Regions from separate parts of the Mus musculus genome. Here region 1 is linked to region 2. Evidence: chromatin loops called from intact Hi-C (ENCODE). Cell type or tissue: gastrocnemius. All regions are shown on one strand. Links, peaks and the distances in the headings refer to the core of each region. The heading gives the core; the rest is flanking DNA. Region 1 overlaps Ccdc162 (coiled-coil domain containing 162). Region 2 overlaps Cd164 (CD164 antigen).

Region 1 (5,378 bases), core at 159-5,158, 63 kb before region 2:
AGAGAAGTACTGTTCCTGCCAACTGGATTCTGCTGAGCAGGTGCTTGCAGAGGCCCCATTCAGGGAGGCCACGGTTAGCAAGATTAGAGAACCAGCCTAAAATAGGGCTGCAGATAGATCCGGCACACTGGCTACCAAACGTTTCTTGCAAAGCCTGTGTGTGCCTGTGTGTGTGAAGTCTGCCCTGGTGCTCCTGAGGTTTTTCACGACATTTCCTAAACAGCCTCAGTTTGTGTCATAGGGATTAAAGCTTTTGTGTTTCTGAAGATCATTATTCTGAAGAGTTCATTTCTCCTTTTCCGCTCTACCTTTCAAAGGGACAGCTTTCACTGACCACCTGACGCTCCTAGGACTGGCTACAGGGGTTGATTTTTAAATAAACTCTACCTTGGTCTTACAGGAAGCATTTCCTCAAGTTTGATGCATACAAAAGTTTTATGTGGCTGATTAGTCAGGATTTTAATGGATTTGGATTGAGTTTGGATTAATATTCATGTTTCCAGAAAATGTTTTATATGAGAAAGAAAAAGAGTCGGCCTAAGGACCCCTGGATTTGTAAAGGGGGAGGGTGTTAGGGGGAGTGTTAAAAGCCTGTTGCTTTTAATTAAAGGGCATCAGCAACAGAACTAGTATCTTGCTATGTACCCTAGGAAATCATGAAACTGAGTAGCCAAAGCAGGCCTTGAACCTGGGATCCTTCTATCTTAGTTAGCCTCCTGAGCCGTCAGCCTATTCACCAGTCCAACTCTAATGATCCTTTTATTTCGTTTTGAAAGAAAGTCTTAATTTGTATCCCTTGTTAGCCTGGAACTTGCTCTGTAAACAGGACAGCCTTGAGTTTGGACCAGCCTTCTAGTGCCCAGATTACAGTCATGAGCCTCCCCCCACCCGCAGCCAGCTCCAGTTACTCCTAAATTACCAAAACTTACCAACTTTGTCCAATTCATCTCCAGTGTGAGATGAATTCAGCCAAGAAGGGGCCCAACGGGCTGTAGCAGAGATTACACGTGTTTCCCACCCTTAGCACGGTGTATCCATACAGAATCCATAGAGAATATCTCAGGGAATTATAGTGAGTGAACATATTCTTTTACTTAGCATTTGCTTGTTTCTGCCAACAGTCCTTGGGTTTAGAATATAAATTTAGCAGAGTGCAAAGCTTCATGCTGACTTTCTTACTTTTTATTGACAAACAGCTTTGGATCTGTAGCTTAGTTTAGTTTGTGAGCTGTAAAGCTGTAAAGACTGCTAGATAGTCACCAAGTTGGCCACTGAATTGACCTTTACTCTGAAAGCCCAAGGGTTTGTTCTTTCTTCCGTTGTGGTTTGGTTCCAGCCATAGAGGGTTCTGTCTGGTCCTGTTTTAGGGAAACCACTCTGCTTCCCAACAGTTGCCCTCACAGCGTGACCAGGAATGGGCTGGAGACTGAGTGTCCTACTGCCTGCTTTCAATGTCCTTCTCAGAAGAAACTGTTGGGTTTCATACCTGAGACAAGGGGCTAACATACCAAAGTAGACATGACCTTCAGGTTCTCCCAGCATCCCTCGGTCTCCATCTGTTACAGGATATGGCTGGCATACAATACCCTCTACCCTGAATGACCTCTCCAGCCCAGGGGCTGGGCTTTCCCCAGAGGTTCATGGGCTAGAGAGATGGCTCAGTGGTTAAGAGCACTGACTGCTCTTCCAGAGGTCCTGAGTTCAACTCCCGGCAACCACATGGTGGCTCACAACCACCTTTAATGTGACCCGATGCCCTCTTCTGGTGTGTCTGAAGACACCTACAGTGTACTCAGATACATAAGACTTTTAAAAGCCAACAATAGCACACACATGCTGGTTTTTCTTTCTCTCCTGCTCTCAGCGTCTTTCTCCATACGTGCACTTTTCCTTTCTTGTCCCCCTCCCCTCTGTCTCCCTGCCAGAATGGTGACTTCTCTGACCCACCCTGTGAGATCAGTGAACCCACCCAAGAGGTGACTCCAGTCAACTTGCCTTTCATGTTTTTCAATTCGGTTATTTGAATTGGGTTGTTTCATCAGTGGAGGTAACCTATCAGAAACCACCCAGGTGGCACACATGGTGGTCTTTATTGGTCCATCTTCCTGGTCTTTTTTTTTTCCTCTCCCAGAACACTTCCTTTCACGTGTATGTGGAATCAATTACTCAGTAGATTCAGAGCCTTAGTATATTTAGCTTCAACACCTGTGAACTATGGTAGTTTCTGGGCAGCTTCATGGCAGAGAGGGGACTCAGAAGAGAAGGCTAAAGGGTAGGGATAAAGGCTGAAGGGGGAATGTCACCCTTCCCCATCATCTGAGGTAGCACTGACCCTGCAAATGAAGGGAAATGTTTATATAGTCCAGAGTCAGGACTCAGGTAAACTTCCATGGGTCATCTCAGACTTTACCTGAGCAAGCAGGGCTCTCTGACCCAGAGAAGGATCTGCGCCTGCAAGGGAAAGGTTCCATGTGAGTTTGAAAAGAAAGTTCTAAGCTCCTTCCTGGAGTGAACGGAGCATGTTTCAGCAGCCTCGGGGAAACAGGAAGGACGCAGGGCACCTAAAGTTGCCTGTCACCCTCAACCCACATAGAAGAGACAGAGAGAGGAAGTTGTCTGACATATTTCATACTACCCTCCCCCACCTGCTCTTGAGGTCAGTGGGGGAAACCTGATGAGACTCTGTAGCTGTTTCCTAATAGGTCAGAGTCAAGCTGTCTAGGGCCCAACATTTGCCTCTGTCTGTTGAGGAGTTGTCTAACTCCTGATCCATTACCTTCCTGAGGGTAAGATTGTTTGTAGGGGTGGAGAGTGTCCTTCAGAGGCACCTTGTGGAAGAGGATGAATGGTGTAAAAGGTGTTTCTACCCTCTGTGTGCTGTTGCCATTGGGGTGGTCGGGGGAGGAGAAAGGGGAACCATCCCAAGGATGCTCTCCCCCCAGCAAACCTCCTCTGGGAGCTGCAGGGCGCACGGGTGGACAGCACCAGCTTCATTTCCCTGGCTCTTCTTCAGTTTGTTTCATTTTTAAATCTTAGACTTATTTTTATGCTGGCCTGTTTTAAGTGTCTCTAATCATTCAAATGTCAGCACCTGGCTTAAGACCATCTGAGGGTTTCATGCAACATGGTCTTGGCACATGGCCATGGCCCCAGTCTCTAGTATTTGAGGAATGCAGAGCCATAAGTGTGCCTGGCCTGTCAGAGCAAGTTTTGTTATATCCTTGCTTCTAGGGGAAAGCTCCAGCACACATCTGAGTGTTCCTCGCTTTCTGAGGTCCAGGTTGGAAGCAGCCTGCCTGGTATCAGGCTGTTGGCAGTTCTCGCCCATGAGGCAGGGCTGGCTTCCTAGGAGCCCCCAGCCATGTGTTGATAAGAAAGCATACAGGGTATGCCAGAAATGTTTGAAGAATTAAATGTTGTTGGGGCCTGCAGACTTACATATCCTGGCCAGGCTTTGCCAACTGAGATTCTGAAAGACTTGTCACAATATTTCCAAAGTTACAATGAAACATACACACACATTTGCCTAAATAAATGTAGCAAAAAAATGGTAACATTATTCTTGTCTTTTCTAATCTTTTCTCTTCTTTCATTCTTTTTTCTTTTGTTTGAACTGGAGTCTTAGAACCAGGTTGCAATGAGCCTGGTTTTGGTTGCCAAGTCTGTAGGCTATGATTTTTTTTTCCCTGCCTTTACAGAAAAGGAAAGAGAAATACAGAGAAGTTTTGTAACTTCCCGAGGCCACAGCGGTTGCTGTGGTAGAACTTGGAGTCACACTTCCTATCTGACTCCTCATTCTGTATCCCTTCCTGCAGCCTAAAGCGTGGGTTAAACATTATATACAATTTCTTTTAAAATTGGAAAATACCGGGGCTGGCGAGATGGCTCAGTGGTTAAGAGTACCGACTGCTCTTCTGAAGGTCCTGAGTTCAAATCCCAGCAACTATATGGTGGCTCACAACCATCCGTAACGAGATCTGATGCCCTCTTCTGGAGTGTCTGAAGACGGCTACAGTGAACTTACATATAATAAATAAATCTTTTTTAAAAATTGGAAAATACCAGTCAGATGTGGTTGCATATGCCTGTAATCTTAGAAGGCTGAGGAAAAAGAGATGCTGTGAATTTGAGGCCAGCCTGGGCTACATAGTCAATACCAGGGTAACCAGAGCAACATAAAAAGATTGTGTCTCCCCAGAACAAAAATAGGTGAGGTAGTGTTTATCTGTTGTCTCAGAACTTGGAAGGTAGAAGGATCAGGCATTCTGTACACAGTGAGTTCTAAGCCAGCCTGAGCTGTGTCAGATCCTATCTCAAAGCAAAACAACAACAACAAGAATAAATAAAATAGGAAACTAATATTCTTAGTTATGGTTTCTATTGCTGACATAAAACATCATGACCAAAAGCAACTTGGGAGGAAGGGCTTATTTTAGCTTACCCCTGTACCATCATGCAGGGATGTCAGGACAGGAATTTAGGGCAGGTACCTGGAGGCAGGAGCTGATGTAGAGTCATGGAAGGGTGCTCTTTATGGGCTTGCTCTTCATGGCTTGCTCAACCTGCTTTCTTACAGAACCCAGGGCCACCAATCCAGGGGTGGCACCACCCTCCCAATTAAAAAAAAAAAAAAAGTACCACAGGCTTGCCCACAGGCCAATCTGCTTGGGGGGATTTTCTTATTTGAGATTCCCTCTTCCCAAATAACTGCAGCTTGTGAAAGGTTGACATAAAATTATTTAGCATAATAATAAATGTTAGCCAGGCTCGGGAGGCAGAGGCAGGCAGATTTTTGAGTTCGAGACCAGCCTGGTCTACAGAGTGAGTTCCAGGACAGCCAGGACTACACAAAGAAACCCTGAATAAATAAATAAATAAATATTCACTAGAATAGTCTCCAATGGAGAGGGTTGAAGTAAAGGAAGGTCTACCTAGTGCTAAAAGGGTATTAGTTTCTTTTTCATTGCTCTGACAAAATACATGACAAAAATTACTTAACAAGGGAAAAGCTTATTTTGACCTACAGTTTGAGGGTAAATAAAGTCTATCATGCCAAGTGAAGTGTGGAAGGGGAGGGGATGTGGGGAATGGGGGATGGGGTTGGAGGATGGAGGGGGATGGTCACAGTGCAATCTGCAGCCAGAAGATGAATGCTGGTGTTTACCTTGCTTTCTCCCCTTCCTGTTTGATTCGGTTTGAGACTCCAGCCTGTGAAATGGATTTGCTACTTTGTAGGTTCTTCTTCTTCCCACCCTTTATCCCCCCCCCAGTTTCACCCCCTAATAGTAATAGGAGAGGAAGAAGTGGGGGGGGGGTAGAGATTCTTGAATCTAATTTCTTTCCTTTTGTTTCTTCTTTGAGCATGACTACAAACAAAC
Region 2 (5,378 bases), core at 181-5,180:
GTGAGAGACTCTGCTCCACCTCCCTCCTCCTCAAAAAAAAAAAAAAAAAAAAAAAGTGAGTAAAATGCTTGCCATGGGAACAGGAGGACCTGAGTTTGAATCACCAGAACCCTCATAAGCAAGGTGCACTAGTGCACATCTTATTTCGGTTCTCCTAAGATGAAATGGGAGATGGAGACAAGAGAAACCTTGAGGTAAGTCAGATATGTCAAAGATGGGCTGGATCATATCTTGATTGGGACTACTTGCTCACTACTTAAAGACCCCAAAAACAGATGGCCTTTTGGGGGAGGTAGCTTCCTTTCCGCATGTGGCCACAATGAGTCAATCTCCATTTTTACTATTGTTTGTTCACCTGGCTTAAGGACAGGTGGCTAACTCGGCTGCTCTACTCTTAGTTGCTGATATTTGGGTACAGCAACAGCAACAATGTAGCTAATACAGAAAACTGGCACCCAAAGTGGGGCTGTTGCTGTAAGAAGTCTGTGATTCCTAGGCCCCGAACTGATTTGTGGGAAGAACGTTGAAGTTTGGAGCTGTGTGCTACTGAAGCCCCAGAAGGCTGTCCGCACAGCTTAAGGTTTGACTCTGGTGGAGACTAGAAGACCAGAATGCCACTGCAAATGACTACAGTAATGCCTGGGCTCACGAGGTTTCAGAGGGTAATAAGGACTCTACTGGCAACTGAGCTAGAAGTCATTCATGTTACCATTCTGGCAGAGAATCTGGCTGCTGAAGAACTGAAGAATGAGGCTGAGTTAAAAGGTAATGAAGTAAGTTATCCTAGTTCTTGATCTGTTTGCTGTGAAGAGACACCATGACCGAGGCAGCTTATAAAAGCAAGCACTTAACTGGGATATTGCTTACAGTTTCAGAGGGGGAGTCTATTATCATCATGTTGGCGGGAGCATGGCAGCAGGCAAGCAGGTACGGTGCTGGAGCAGTAGCTGAGGGCTTACATCTGATCCACAACCAACAGTCAGAGAAAGAGAAAAGGCCTTGGCCTAATGTAGGCCTTTGAAATCTCAAAGCCTACCTCCTTCAACAAGGCCACACCTCCTAATCACCAACTGGGAACCAAACATGTATGAGTGAGTCTATGAGGGCCACTCTCATTCAAACCACTACAAGCTGTTTAGCAGTGGGAATTTCAAAACACCTTAACACCTAGGCTGTCAAATGACTCCTGCTTACTACTCTTTCTACAGTGAGAATGAGCAGAATATAAAAAAAATATAGTTTGTCAAGAAAAGGTATGTGACCAAATTAAAGACGCAAACAAGTTTGGTACAAAGAGAGCAGCTATAATGCCCTTAAGAGATTAGTGCTGCAAGAGAAATCTCATGTTCTGAACTGGGACAACAGGAATGGAGCTCTGAAAGCAAGACACACACACCCCCCCCTCTCCCATGATGACTCTACTTTGTGAAAATGCAAATTCATCTGAAGGGAGAGAACTTGATGTGAGAATGCTGCTAAAGGAGTTCCCTGCTGGAAGGTAACTTAGATTGAGGTTTGAGCTGTGGTAGAAAGGGGACAGACTCGATCTCAAGCTAGAGCAGAACTTAGTAGCACTCTCTACATAGCACTGGTTTTGCAGACAAGCAAAATGCAAGTTCTATGGTCATGAAGGCCCATCCAACGTCCAAGGAAGCCATGGAGGCCAGGCAATGCATGTGAAGGCCAGATTACCAGCAAAGAGACTGAGAAGCCACTGTGTGAAACTGTAAAGAAGATTAAGTTGCAGCAGAGACCTGCTCTATTTTCCTGTTACTGAGATTAAATTCAAAAAGGCAATTTGGGAGAGAGGATTTGACTTACAACTTCCAGGTCATGTCCCATCATTAAGAAAAAATAAAGGCATGAACCTGATGCATAAGCCATGGAAGAATATTGCTTGCTGGCTTGTTCTCAGGTTCATGATTACTTAGCTTTCTTATATAGCCAGGGCCATCTGCCCAGAGAATGGTGCTGCCCATAGTGGACTGGGACCTTCTATATCAATTTAGACATTCTCTCAATTGAGACTCCCTTCTCAGGTGACTCTAGGCTGTGTCAAGTTGACAGTTTAAGTAGGACAAGACTCCATTATACAGCCATTTCCTGAGTTAAAACACCCCATTGGTAGAATGAGCCTCCCTAAGACACAAGAAGTTCCAACTTGTTTCATCCTAGAGCAGCAGTTCTCAACCTATGGGTTGCAACCCCTTTGGGAGTCAAATGACCCTTTCACAGGAGTCACGTATCAGATACCCTGCCAATGAGATATTTGCATTATGATCCCTAACAGTAGCACAACTATATTTATAAAGTAGCAATAACATTTTATTATGGTTGGGTGTCAGGAACTGTATGAAGGGTTGAACTAGGGAACCACTGTGCTACAGGGAAGCTCCTAAGGAACCAACTCACGAGTCTCAGTGAGTTCCTGGAAGCAGCTCCATCTGTAGAGGACTGGGGACTGTGGAGAAGGCTGCTGCAGGGTCAGAAGCTACCTACCCATGTTGGGCTAGCTCTACACCTGTAACAGCCATTCCATGCTGTGTTAGAACATCCCCGTGACTAGTAAAAACCTTTTGGCATCTACAAACTAAGAACGTCATCAAATAGCATCTTGGACCTATACAAAAGCGTCCCCATCTCACTGTAACCACTGTTCTAATATACCCACCATACTGCATTTTAAACTTGCCTTCAGTACCAGTTTCTTTATTCTGCAAAAATTCTCAAACAGCTTCCATGTTGGACCATGGAATTTGGGGTAACCTAAATCTGTTGTTTCCCAGCCATGGTCACTCAAAATGGCTCTAGAATAAACTTGTATTCCCTTTAGATGACCTGCAACAACATTTAATATATGAGGTAATAGGCAAAACAAGATCCAGCCCCCTGTCCTTAATTGCTGGGGAGCCCAGACAGAAATCAGAGTACTTGCAGAATTCAAGAGGCAGAGGAGACAATCAAGAGATGCAGGAAGCTGCTGAAGTTCCCATTGCAATAGACCAGAAGCTGAAGCGACACTTAACACGCTTCAGAAAAGCAGTAAGAACAGGAATACAAGACCAACCTGTACCTCCCAAACTTGTATCTGTCATCCAGTAAGAATTTACCAAGCATGCATCCAAACCATCCTATAGTGTGGGTAAAAAATTCAATGGAAAGTAAATGCTAAATGTTGGAATAGCAATGCTATGGAGACATTAAAAATTACTATAATAAAACCAAGCATTCACACACAACTACAAAACAACTATGTAGAGAAACACACCAACATATTACATCAACTACAGACATACCAGAAAACACGATAGAATTCAAAGGGGGGAATTTTAATTAATTTCATATAAAGCCCCAATGGGACTATGAATCAATTTCTAGCAATCTCTATAAAACTATAATCTCCATCAAGGCAGAGGGTGTAGACCTACCACTGAAAGTTGGAAATCTTCCAAATATGAAAGTCAGAGATACAACACCTTAATAGATCTATAAACAAACACAAACAAAACAAAAAACCCAAAAAACAAGGAAAACTACAACACAGCCCATAATAGTCAATTTGCTTAAAATCAGTAACAGAAGAAAACACGTACAGAACCAGAGATGCTAACAGACTTGTTATAGAACACAACTGAAACAATGGGCTAAAGTTTATAGATATGTATGACAAAAAATAAACAAACAAACAAAAAACCTTAGATTCCACATTCAAAATTCTTTTAAAAAAAAGTGATTTACTACCAATGATGTATCATGAATACAATGGTTTTTGCACTGAAAACAAAATACAATTGAAGTCAGGAGGCAAGATATACAAAAGCTGGATTTACCAACAGACACACTAACAAAAAACCAAACACTAGTGAATTAGAAAGTGCCAATACATACCCTTTGAAAAACAAGTACCCAAGGGCTACCTACAGCAAGTACACAGAATGGGGAGAACACACAAAACCTATCCCACCCTCTACTATTTACTCAATAACCTATGTCAATGTCTTAGGAAGCTTGCTATAAAGTTTTATGTAATTGCCAAATGATAAGGCTAACAGGGAACAAGAGGCAAAGCAGTGAATCCAACCTTTCATCCAGACTTGCAGGGGAGCAGTGAACAACTTTAGTGTAACTCAAGTAATCAAATATAGATGTTCCTGCACACGGTCCAACAGAACCAGACTCCACAGCAGCACATGACACGCTAATCAGAAGCAAAGTTTTACTCCCTATGTACTCAGAACTAAAGGGTAGGATGTAGCTGGCAAGATGGCTCAGTGGAAAAGGGTACTTGTCCAACAACCTGTGTTCAATCCTTGGGACCCACAAAGTTGAAAGAACAACAGGCTCCACAAAAGTAGTCCTGTGACACACTCTCTCACTCACTCTCTCTTGGTTAATGTGAGCTAGACGCATGCCCCTTCCATCAGCCCAACCATCAATCATTCCCATGGTTCTGTTCTCCACTAATTCACAGCCATTAGTTCCCATCTATATACCAGTCTACAGGAACAAAAGAAACAATGGACAACCCAGCCTCAAATGGACAGGTAAGGCAAACACAATGTTAATTTCATAATCAAAATATGACACTTTTGATCAAGAGACTAATAAACATTTATTTTAAATCAGTTTGGTACACATACATATTAGTTTTGTAGTTTAAGGAACTCAAATAGAAACTTCTAAGTCCAGCAGTGTCTGCTTGTGCAGCAAGTATGGCAAAGGTAAAATAAGGTATTTGATAGAACTAGATCCTCAGGACAAATCAGATGAAAACTCTGAAAAGGCTTTTATATACCTTCTGGATTAAAAAACCCAAAATCATTAATGGCTCAAAATACCTTGCTAAAGAAAGATGGTGAAGAGTCAGGGCAGCAGTGAATTCTGTGGCAAGAGCTTTTGTAGAGACTTGCAAAATGTCACTAACTTCCTACAATGTTAGAGCAGTGCTCAAAATTTCAGGAGCTTCAAATTAAGTTACATTCTTAGAAAACTTGCTACATATGCTGACATTTATATGGGGCAAGGAGTCACATGGAGGTAAATGACAAACCAATTTTGCCACCTTTATAAGGAATGGAAATTCTGTGTACTTTTAAAAGAACTTTAGCACTCACTTAAAACTAACAGCTACAGCACTGAAATAGATTTTTGTGAGGAACCTAGAAATTACAATGGAAACATAACTGTGAGGTAAACCTATCTTTCCCCAAAAACCTTTGAAGTCAGAGTTTAAACAAGTAAGGCACTTGAAAACATTAGATATATGTACAAATGTGCAAGTGAAACAAACTAGCTGTACCAGCAAGTGACAAAGAGATAGATTCATTAGTTTCACTTTATGAACCAGCCCACAGCAATCCGCTGTTTCGTATATAAAC

The links. Hi-C counts contacts between places; a loop is a spot of excess contacts. Peaks named below come from ENCODE experiments on the same cell type or tissue, not always from the same donor. Only the 100,000 strongest peaks of a DNase experiment are listed, where the experiment ranks them.
Region 1: it touches region 2 in a loop (2.0-fold over the local background); 8 of 42 quality-filtered maps call a loop at or near these places.

The regions. Positions count from the first base shown.
Region 1 is chr10:41,593,030-41,598,407 of GRCm38, reverse strand. All of the region lies in intron 30 of Ccdc162 (coiled-coil domain containing 162), which reads left to right. Among named protein-coding and RNA genes, the nearest start is that of 5730435O14Rik, 28 kb to the right of the region's middle. In gastrocnemius, for the core only: no CTCF peak of the experiment used is centred there; a DNase peak (open chromatin) is centred at 3,164; H3K27ac peaks cover 2,127 bases.
Region 2 is chr10:41,530,258-41,535,635 of GRCm38, reverse strand. It overlaps Cd164 (CD164 antigen), which reads right to left. Exons shown (of 6, transcript NM_016898.2): 6 at 4,594-5,378. Among named protein-coding and RNA genes, the nearest start is that of Cd164, 13 kb to the right of the region's middle. In gastrocnemius, for the core only: no CTCF peak of the experiment used is centred there; no DNase peak of the experiment used is centred there.